Linked DNA regions of Homo sapiens: region 1 is linked to region 2. A link is a loop called in an ENCODE intact Hi-C map of the cell type or tissue named here. Cell type or tissue: natural killer cell. All regions are shown on one strand. Each heading gives the region's core, and the rest is flanking DNA. Links, peaks and the distances in the headings are about the cores only. Region 1 overlaps STX18 (syntaxin 18). Region 2 holds the start of LINC03091 (long intergenic non-protein coding RNA 3091).

What was found. Peaks named below come from ENCODE experiments on the same cell type or tissue, not always from the same donor. Only the 100,000 strongest peaks of a DNase experiment are listed, where the experiment ranks them.
Region 1: it touches region 2 in a loop (3-fold over the local background); 1 of 110 quality-filtered maps calls a loop at or near these places.

What each region holds. Positions count from the first base shown.
Region 1 is chr4:4,521,321-4,526,701 of GRCh38, forward strand. All of the region lies in intron 1 of STX18 (syntaxin 18), which reads right to left. LOC107986254 (a long non-coding RNA gene) reads right to left here. Exons shown (of 2, transcript XR_001741564.2): 2 at 5,148-5,381. Among named protein-coding and RNA genes, the nearest start is that of STX18, 18 kb to the right of the region's middle. RefSeq lists an enhancer at 1-1,003. In natural killer cell, for the core only: a CTCF peak has its summit at 3,219; a DNase peak (open chromatin) is centred at 3,251; H3K27ac peaks cover 1,601 bases.
Region 2 is chr4:4,573,121-4,578,501 of GRCh38, forward strand. All of the region lies in intron 2 of LOC124900165, which reads left to right. All of the region lies in intron 2 of STX18-AS1 (STX18 antisense RNA 1 (head to head)), which reads left to right. It overlaps LINC03091 (long intergenic non-protein coding RNA 3091), which reads right to left and starts at 2,771. Exons shown (of 5, transcript NR_199719.1): 1 at 2,636-2,771; 2 at 1,938-2,091. RefSeq lists a silencer at 2,205-2,564. In natural killer cell, for the core only: a CTCF peak has its summit at 2,330; DNase peaks (open chromatin) are centred at 1,821 and 2,511; H3K4me3 peaks cover 1,092 bases; H3K27ac peaks cover 374 bases.

The DNA.
Region 1 (5,381 bases), core at 230-5,229, 52 kb before region 2:
ACCACAATGTAGGTCAGCTTATGCACTCAAATGCCAAAGTGAAGCTTATAGGGAAGTAAACTACAGACATAAATCTGCAAGGGTAGAATTCCACCCAATGATCCTAAAATTATTTCAAGGAATCAATCTCCAAGTATGCATCATGAAATCAGAAGAGCCCAGTTAAGCTTTTAGAGCGGGGGAGGATAAAGAAGAAAGAAAGAAAATGAAAGACTTAAGAAGAGGCAGCAAAGGTTTCACCAATCATTATATCATTGAGAGGGCTCAAACTACAGATGAAGTTAGAATACAGATGATTGTAGAAAGGGTATTTAAAATTATTAACTGATCAAATATTTGTAGTTGTCATTAAAAAAAAAATACAACTTAGCAATTCAGTTCAGAAAGAAGAATATCCCCAGGAACATACACATCTGTTTAATATTACAAGCCAACTGTCAACATCCTAAGTGAAGTTTTAATTTAATATTTTTTCTTTCTTGATGTTTTACCTTTAATCAATGCCTCATGAGAGTATCAACTTTCTATAAGAAACTGTTAAATATAAAGAAATGTTATTGTAGCATGTTTATAAAATCATAGTTCGAGAACTTTTTATTTTTCCAAAGCCTGACCACAACTTAATTATCTGCAGGACATTCCAGGCTCACAATTGCAAGCTCCAGTTCCCAAGCAATTTTAAACAATATCTACTGTACAGGACAGAGGGTACACAAAAGACCGCAACATGGTTATATTTCCAAAAGTCAGCATTAGGCCCTTTAGACATGGTTTTTATTTTCATTAAACAATATTTGTTTCCTCACTAATCATTAAATGGTTTTCATCACTATTGCCTGCTTTCCTTTCACATGTCAGTTGTTAGCATCAGTGTTTGTGTTCATAATAAATATAAAAGTAATCCACCCCATCATTTAAAAATGAACACACACGACGTCTGGTTCAATGAGTGTTAAGAGACTTAGCAATATACTCACACCCTGAATACTGATCTATTTTAATCTAGACACTTAAAAAAACGTAATGGAGTAATAGACTATACAGCCCTCTCCTTTAAATCAGATTTAAGCTTCGTGCCTGCTTATGTTATTGTGGGCACACAGATCTAATCAGTGGTTCAAGACATTTACTTGGGAAAATGAAAGAAGAAGACAGTAAGTTCATATCCCTGACCATAATGGGGAGGAGTTGAGAATATTGCCAATTCCTTTAGATGCATGAGAAAACTAGCCTGATTAAAAGTAACACACTAGAAACTGACCGAAATGTGGAGGAGCAACTCACAGAGCACTCCAGAACTTTAGGAATAATTCTGAGAAAGTAAATTTTAAAAATAAATAAAAGCTGTATGCTATAAAGTATTAGGAACAATAAAAAATATGTGAAGTGTGGAAGAAACAAAGAAAAGTATAACAAAGTCAGAGGTAAAATTAATCATCAGTAGAAAAAAATAATCCAGCAAATAATCTGGAAAACCTTCAAGAAGTCAAGATACTTGCATTGTTGCATTGGAACTAGCAGAGTTTCCAGAAAATCAAATTATTTAAGTACAAATAAACTAATTTTGGATTTCAGATTAACTGGCCAGCAGCTATGTGAGTGCAGAGAGACAGAAATGTACAAACACATGTGTTTACTGGCGTATGTGTTTATCAAACATTCTATAGCACTTCTTATGTGCTAAGCACTTTCAAGGTGCTTTACTCAAATTAATTCTCCAAAATTAGGTACTACTTTATTCCCATTACATAGATGAGGAAATGAGGTTAAATATTTTATCCACAGATCAGTTGCAGGAGGTGGTAGAGCCCAGAGTCCATGCTCTTAACCATCATGGCACAAATCATTCCAGGTGACATTACCTCTAATCCAAGTAAAAACAAGCTTATTACTTGGAGGGATCCACAGGCCTACGTTCTCCATAGCTGCCTCCTCAGACTTCTTATTCTCTGCTGGCTTCTCAAATGTAGTCTTTTCCCAGGGACTACTCTGAGGCCCTCTTTTCTTCTGACTTGAAATTCCCCTTGGGTGATCCCACTCTTTCCTCAAGGCTTCAATCTCCATTTACATTCTGATGTCTTTTCCAGTCTAAATTCCTGGCTTAGAAATCTTTCCTCCAGTACATTTCTATATTTACAACTGCCTGGGAAACGTGTCCCTTGGGTGTTCAGCAGGCACCTCAAGTAACTACAAACCTGAACTCATCTTAACTACCTACCTATCACAATGAAAACCTCAAAGTCATCTATAACCACTGATTCACATCTCCTACATTGAACAAGTCCCAGCTCTTCTCAAATATATCGAGTCTACTCCCTAGCTCTATAGTAACGAGCTGAGTTCAGGTCCTTGCTGTATCTTGACTAGACTTGATTACTGCAACAGCTCAACTGGTCCTCCTCCTTGCTGCCAGTCCTTCTCACCTCTGCCGAATCCACCAACTGCCAGCAGAATGATCTTTCTCAAATACATACCTAACCACATTAGTCCCCTACTGAAAACTTTTTCTAGTGCACCATGGCCTTCGAGATAATGCCATTCCTCTCCCATTCTAGGGGAATCTCTTTTTACCCTTCAAGGCTTAACTCAAAACTCACCTCTCCTGTTATGCCCTCTCCCTTTAACCCCTCCCACTGAGTTCTTCACTTCCACCTGTGTCCACAGACACTTTGATAGCAGCACTTATTAGAACATGCTTTAGTTATGTGCCTCTAAGTCTATTTTTTTCCCTAGATTATGTGTTTCTCAAAGTCAGACATTGTCTCACTCACGTTTGTACACCTAATACCTAACCTAGTTGTATGCCTGGCATATAGTTGGTGCTTAACAGTAAGTGACTATGAGTAAGTGAATAAATAATTCATTCTCAGAGATACCTTCAGTTCAAAGTGGTATTTATAATGCCTAAAGCAGAGTGAATGGGCACAATTTTGAATGCAATGTACATCTCTTGTTGGCCACCCCCATGCATTGCTCCCCTCCTTCTGGGAACAGCTCCCCAAATTTCCTTTGGAAACAATTCGTCCCTGATTCTCAGCCAAATGTATTGGGTGGAAGTAACATACTGCATCAGATGCAGAGCTGGGTCCTAAATGGACCAAGCTAGGCAGTATATCCTTTTAGTGGCAACAGGAGTGGATTGAGGATAAGAATATCACTCAATTTGAGCCAGTAAGAGAAAGTGAAACCCAGTCAAGCAAAGAGCCTCTCTCTTCCTCCAGAGGGGGCATTATGAGAAAGTGAGGCCTGCAAGTGCTGCAGCTCAGTGGCTGCCACAAAGCAAGGGCGTTAGAGGCGCCTTAAAGGCGCCAACACTGTGTGTGCAAGGCAGAACAGAGGGAGTAAGAAAAACCAGGCCTGTGGTGACACTGTTTGGTTCACCGAGTCCAGCCATGCCAGAGGTTAAGTCATACCACTAGACTTTTCAGTGATATAAATCAATAAATTCCTTTGATCACTTAAGCTAATTTGTGTTGGATTCTCTGTAACTTATAACCTTAGTAAGACTTCTGATAAAGCAAGTTAGTGTTTATGGGAAGAAAATCAAGCCACACATTTGAAGAAATGTACAGAAAAAGGAGACAAACAGGGAGAGGGTGAGAGTGGACCGCAAATTAAATTTGATAGGATACGAAGAAAAGAAAAGAAAAGAAAAGAAGCTAACAAGGTACAACACAAAATAGAAGAATGAGATTCCAGATGTGGAAGGAAAGCTTTCCATTCCAGACAGCATCAGTCAGGCCCACATAGGGGTATCCTGTGGTACATTTATGAAAAGAATAAAGTTTTATAAAGAGCTAGAAAAAGAAATTTTAAAAGTAACCAATGTTTCTTTTTGAAAAGGCCTTTATGAGAAAAAAGAAAAGACTTTGGGATAATTTAATCTGGAGAAAGCAAATCCTAGAGGCAATTTAACTTGTTGAAGGGTTATTTATAAGGAGGTGACTAAACAGCTGTTCTCCAATTTCACAGGGAAAAGAATGAGAGGAAATTGATTTAAATTTCAGTATGAAGCTCAAGGCAGGCAAAGGAGAAGTGCTTGAGGGAGAACTGTTAATGATGAAAAAAACTAAATGGAAAACTGGATTTTTATGGCTTTTAAAAGATGGAAAATTACCTGTGTTGATTCATTTAGTTTGGGGGTAAAACTACTAAACAAATATTTGAGGTGTGCCTTCTGTTCATTTATTCAAATGCCATGTATGAATCCCTACTATGGGCCAGATGCTCTGCAAGGCACTAGGAATACAAAGACCAAGAAGATATGGTGTCTGTTCTGTCTAAAGGCTGTATTACTGGGTACAAGAGCCACTGTGCTAAATACAAAGAAGCATGAAAATAGAGTCCTGCTCTCTCCTTTTCCATCCCCTGTGCCCAATATAAGCCCACAAATAAACAATATCATTTGAGAGATAACACAATCGCAGCTGAAAGGTTAAGTGACAATGTTATTACTAGATAAAAACACAAAATAATAAGGCAAGGGATGTCACAAGCCATACATATTTCCATAGTAAGAATACAGGCAGCAAATGCTTTCAATTCAAGAGGAGACTAGTATAGGCTAGAATGTGCCTTTCAAGATCAATGGAATTTGAGAAAGTGAAGGAGAGCAAGCAGTCCAGGCAAGAGAAATAGCAGGAGCCAAGGAAGGAGGCAAGAAGCTGAGGGGACTGCTAACAGAGCAGCATGGTGAAAACTGGTGGGATGATGGGGGAAGTGTGGGGTTTAACACTGGAGGTGGGTAGGCTAGCTTTATAAAGACCAAATATCTGAGAATCTTTGCGTGGAGAATGAGCGGTACTGAGCGCTTCTGAGCCAAAGTAATGATGAAAGCAACATCTTCCGTGCAGTGGCTTAGCTTGGAGAGGGACTGAGGGCTCACCGTTACTGTGTCAGCTCAGGCACAAGATGGTAGGAGTCTGAACTCCTATGGTAGCAGCAGAATGGATGAGACGGAGAGAAAGTGCAGGTGCTTATTCACTTAATTGATTTCCAAATACTATGTACTGAACTGTGCTCTGTGCTGTGAGGGGAGTGGAACACAGTGTCTATCTTCTTGGGCTTGGTAATTAACTGGATAGAGGACAGGAAAAGGGAGAATGACAGATGTAACTGCAAAAATGGCAGTCAGGGTGGAGGAGCTCTCTGGTGAGTTCGAATTCCTAAATTTTTATTTACACAAGCTGGAACAACAACAAAACGTCAAAATGTAAACAGGAAAACCAATCCTCCCAATATACGACTTCATGTGCACCATGGAAGATGCTGATTTTATCGCAGTTGAGTCAACGGGAAAGTATAGAAGCAAATATGCTTGTACTGGTTGAACTGTACCAAGTAATGAATATTTGAAAAGACTTCTGAAGCCAGGCATGGTG
Region 2 (5,381 bases), core at 77-5,076:
CACAGGCTGTCTCTCTGCTTGGAATGCTTTTCCCATGTGCGATAAACCCCTCCATTCCAAATATTTTAACTCTGTGAAACTTTCTTTGATCCCTAAATTTGACCCCAAGTTAATCATTTTTCTCCCTCTGCTACAATTTTCACATTTAGCTTTTAAAAGATATTTAATATATTGTGCACCTCTTATACTAGGCTGTGAACTCCAACTCCCTGAGACAAGTTGTTCATTCATTCGTCAAATATTTATTGAGCTCCTACCATTGTAAAAGGCTCTGTGCTAAGTACTAAGGATGAAAATGGAGAACAAGATGCAGCACTTTCCCTCAAAGAGCTTGCAGTCTAGTGGGGAGTTTCATTAGGTAACCAAGCCATCCTAATCCATATTGCTGGCTTAGAGTCTGACACATGGAAGATGGTGAATGAATGCTTATTGGAATTTCTAAGACTGGTGGCAAGAGCATGGAACACAGTACTCATTCCCTGCTAAAGACTGTTCTCGCTGTCTCTGTCCTCAAGGAGCTGGTTGTTTACTGGGAGAGACAGACACCAACTGTATATAAAAAGAGCACTAGAGTGTTTTCCAGGCCATGATGTGGCACACTCACTGTGAGCTGCTGCAGCAGACACCGTTGGGTCTGCCCAGGGCCCTCAGATATCCTGCATGCCCTTTTCTGGCTCTGCATGCCCATCCTCCATGCTTCTGTGAGCTCCACTCTTAAGACTCACCCTGCAGCCTTCTTGGAGGGACTAACCTGGGCTACTGCAGCCACTTCTGCAATGGCAGTGAGCGTCAGCATTTCAAAAACAGACAGGCAGGAGGGTAGGACAGCCCGTGTTCCTTGCCTCCAAGCAGATGTAACCTACTCTGGGGAGCTCGGGATCAGGCTGGGACTGGGACTTCTGATGTGATGTCCTTGTGTGGCCTCTTCTCCTTTCCTCTCCTGCTTCCTCCACTCCCCTCTTGCTTTCTTGTGAGAGCACTTCCTTCATAAATACTTTGCCCAGTCATTCTCCACGGGTTAGCATGTGGGAAACCTGGTCCAGACACTGCGTTCGCAATACCTGGCCCTGCTAATGTGTAGCTCACAGGGCAGGTGTGTGCTCCAGCCGGGAATCCAGCCAGCTAAGTATCTGATATAGTTTGGCTGTGTCCCCACCCAAATCTCATCCTGAATTGTAGTTCCCATAATCCCCAGTGTCGTGGGAGGGACCCAGTGAGAGGTAATTTAGTCATGGGGGCTGTTACCCTCATGCTGTTCTTGTGATAGTGAATGAGTTCTCATTTGACAGTTTTATAAGGGGCTTTTCCCCTCTCTGCTCAGCACTCCTCCTTCCTGCCCCCATGTAAAGAAGAACGCGTTTGCTTTCCCTTCCGCCATGATTGTAAGTTTCCTGAGGCCTCCCCGGCCATGCTAAACTGTGAGTCAATTAAACCTCTTTCCTTTATAAATTACCCAGTCTCAGGTATGTTTTTATTAGCAGCGTGGGAATGGTCTAATACAGTATCCAACCAATCAAGTGCAGCTTCAGAGACCTTGGGCTTTAAGAAAAGGGCTGAAGGCCAGAGAAGATTTCTCAGTGAAGGTGAGTTGAGCAGGGCCTTAGGGGAGGGTAGGTCATTAGGTAGAAAGTTGGGCATTGCAAGGCGAGAAAACAGTGTATGAGCTGCTGTGAAAGACATGGGAAGGGGAGAAGCTCAGGCTGTTTCTCCTCCACCAGAGAATGCCCTCCTCCTTCCTCCCCCTTCCTCCCAACACACACACACACACAACACACACACACACACACACACACACCAGTTTTCTCCCGGAAACTGAGCTAATCCAGCCACGCCCCGACAGACATTTGCAGTGATTTTACACACACACACACACACACACACACACACCAGTTTTCTCCCTGAAATTGAACTAATTCAGCCAGGGCCCCCCTACAAACGTTTGTAGTGATTTTACTCCCAGCGTGGACTCTCCTGCCCGGTCAGCTTCAAGGATTCCTTTGGTCCCAGAAATAGCCAAGGTGGCGGTGAAGGGAGGAGCTGTTTCATTTCCGAAATGAAAAAGTTTAAGATAATTACACAGACGGCTTGAGCCTGCAATGGACAAAAAGTTTCATTATTGGACCCCTTTGGGGAAGGCGCCTCCCATCCCCAAAGGAGCGGGTTAACCGCTCGGCTGGCGCGGCCCCGCCCGGGTCGCCGTCTGAGAGGGACGGTCGCGCCCCCTTTGAAGTGCGGCCGCGCCTAATGAGGGACTCGCTGGGCCTCGGGATCAAGTGTCAGCGCCGCCCCAGACGCCGCAGGGCAGACAAAGGGCGCGGGCCGCCTGGCGGCGCTGGGAGGAGCGTGCGGCCCGCGGCGCTGAGCGGGACAAAGGCGGAGACGGGCGCGCGGCGGGGTCCCACGGGCAGAAGAGCCTGGCCTCCAGCGCCCGGCGCCCGGTTCGCTGCCTCCGGAGCCCCCAAGAGCCTCTCTGAGGGCGGGAGCGGTAGCGCAGGCCACGCCGACGGCGACCACAACGCGCCTGCGCCAAGCCCCGGCCCCAGCGTAACCTCGTGGGTGACAGTGTGACCTGGGTTTTCTCCGATACGCGCGATGTGCCCGCTGAGGGCAATATAGCACCCCCCTCGCACCTCACCCTTAGGCGTGCCAGGCACTCTTCTAAATCCGAGCTTCTATTAACCCATTTCCTGTCCTGCATCACTTTGCAAGGTGGGTGGGGTGAGTAGCCCCATTGTCCAGCTCACTCCATTCTACAGATCAACCCATTGTATAGCTCACCCCACTGTCCAGCTCACCACATTGTACACGTCACTTCATTGTACACATCAGCCATTGTACAGACCACCCCATTGTACAGATCACCTCGTTGTACAGATCACCTCATTGCACAGATCACCCCATTGTACAGATCACCTCATTGTACCGATCGTCCCATTGCACAGATTGTCCCATTGTACACATCACTCCATTGCACAGATCACCCCATTGAACACATCACCTCATTGTACAGATAACCCCTTTGTACAGATCACCTCATTGTACAGCTCGTCCCATTGCACAGATCGCCCCATTGTACACATCACCCCATTGTACACATCACCCCATTGTACAGATCACCCCATTGTATAAACCACCCAATTGTGCAGATCCCATTGTACAGATCACCCCACTGTACAGATCTGTGAAGCGAGGCGCAGAAGGAGTCCCAGATCACAGAGCTAGAAGGGATGCTGCTGGGCAGGGTGGCCTCAGAGTCCCAGACAGATGTTTAAATATTTGACATTTTTGTCGTCTTGTGTGTGTATGTGTTTTTAAAAACCCTTCATTTATTTATTTAAATTTAGAAATATATTTACTTTGATTAAAAATATATTACATTAAAGTATTCTTTATCTTGGTTATTGAGATTTTGGGCGCCCTCTTAAATTTTGGGTCCCAGGCGAGTGAGGCCCTGTCTGGCTTTTATGCCTCTTTACTGCCTGGGTCGAGGCTTTGGATCCTCACAACAAGCTCTCGCAGGCAGGGTTACTGACCCCTTGGATATTTCAGAAGGGGAAAAACTGAAGCTCAAAGATGTGAAGTGACCTGCCCAGGGATGCCCAGCAGGGACTGTGACACCAGCTAGTTAAGGTACCAAGTCAGTACCTTGCAGGCCCTTAGCTACCTTTGTTTTGTGGAGCCTGGCCGTCATCATAGCAAACTTCAAAACACATTACATATGGCCTTTTTATTCCATAATATCTGAAACTATATTTTAAAAATAATTTTGATTTTGCTTTTAGTTGGCTACAAGGCACTAATTTACAGTGGCTGTGATTTCACAGAAATGATTGGGTGTACTGGGAAATTCTTGCAAAGTGAGAAAATTAAATCCTTTTCACATGTAATGAAATTTTTAGGAATAATTAATTTAGCATTTTAATGATGTTGACACGGTGCTACCTTCTGTAGACATTTAATTAGACATTTATTAGTTTTGACTTTGTAGTTTGCTTTCCTCCTGGTGGAGCCAAAAATTACTTTTCCAGGTCTCCAGCATTTTTGTTGGAAATCCCTTCCAGCAGCATGGGGGTCCCAGGCAACTTTCTTAGGGTACCCAACCCCTAGGATGGTCCTGCCCACTTCAGTCCCCCACCTCCTCCCCATGCTAGGGGTGGGGCACCTCCCATCTTTCTAGTGTCCTGGCTTTCATGTGAGCAGGACCTTCTCAGGTCAGGCCCTGCTAAGCTGTAGATTCCCTGGAGTCCAGTGTGATTGTAACCATGTCTCAATCACCAGCCTAACTCTAATAGAAGGAGGGTACTTGTCAGTGCTGAATTGAATTGTGAGTTTCTCATGAGAGGTTGGGGTAGAAGAACATGAGATATTAAGTGTACCAGAAAAAGGATGGGTAGTTCTGGTGTGTTTCAGTCAGCTCTGGCTGCTATAACAAAATACCATAGCCATAGGGTGGCTCAGATAACATTGACTTCTCATAGGTCTGGAGGCTGAAAGTCCAAGAAGTAGGGGCCAGCTGATTCTTGTCTGGTAAGGGCTCCTGTCCTGGCTTGCGGATGGCTGCCTTCTTGCTGTGTTCTCACATAGTGGAGAGAGAGAGGGAACAAGCTCTCTGGTCTCTTCCTATAAAGGCACTAATCCAGTCATGAAGATCCCACCCTCATGACCTCATCTCAACTAAACTATCTCCAAAGGCCCCACCTCCAAATACCAACCTTGGGAGTTAAGGCTTCAACATATGAATATGGAGGGAACACAAACATTCTGTCCATAACATGGTGCTACTACTCATGTTGTGTGTCCCCAGGGAAGTTTCTGCACCTCTCTGTTCCTCAGTTTCCCCTTCTGGAAAATGAAGGTGGATCAGAAAATTTCCTATCTGAAGCTCCTTTCAGTGCCATCATTCTCTCATATGGGTTCATGGAAGAAGCAGTTTGGTTTCATGCAACTGAGCATTAGGGAAAGGTAAAGTTCTAATGGCCTACTTTCGCAAATGGGGTCAAATAGATATTTTCTCCAGTGATAGCCTGTGATTCTCTGTGATTTTTTTTTCTGGGTGCACTCTCCTCACTTTTCCTTGAATCCTTAGCAGACACTGCCATGGTCTTTCTGTGTGTCTCATGCCATTGTGACTTGTGTGACCACCAGGCATTGGGCTTGGCATGTGGCAGGTGCTCATTGCAGGAGGGAACATCTTTTCCAGATGAGGAAACTGAGGCACAGAGAGGTCTGAGTCAATGCAAAAGCAATCTAACTGCTATGATGTTTCTGCACAGCCTTCTCTGGAAGAGGAGAGATTTTATATATCTGCAAATTGCATGGACTTTCTTCTTACCTGTACCCAAACCACAGCTGCATGAGGTCAGTGAGGGACACTGTGTTCC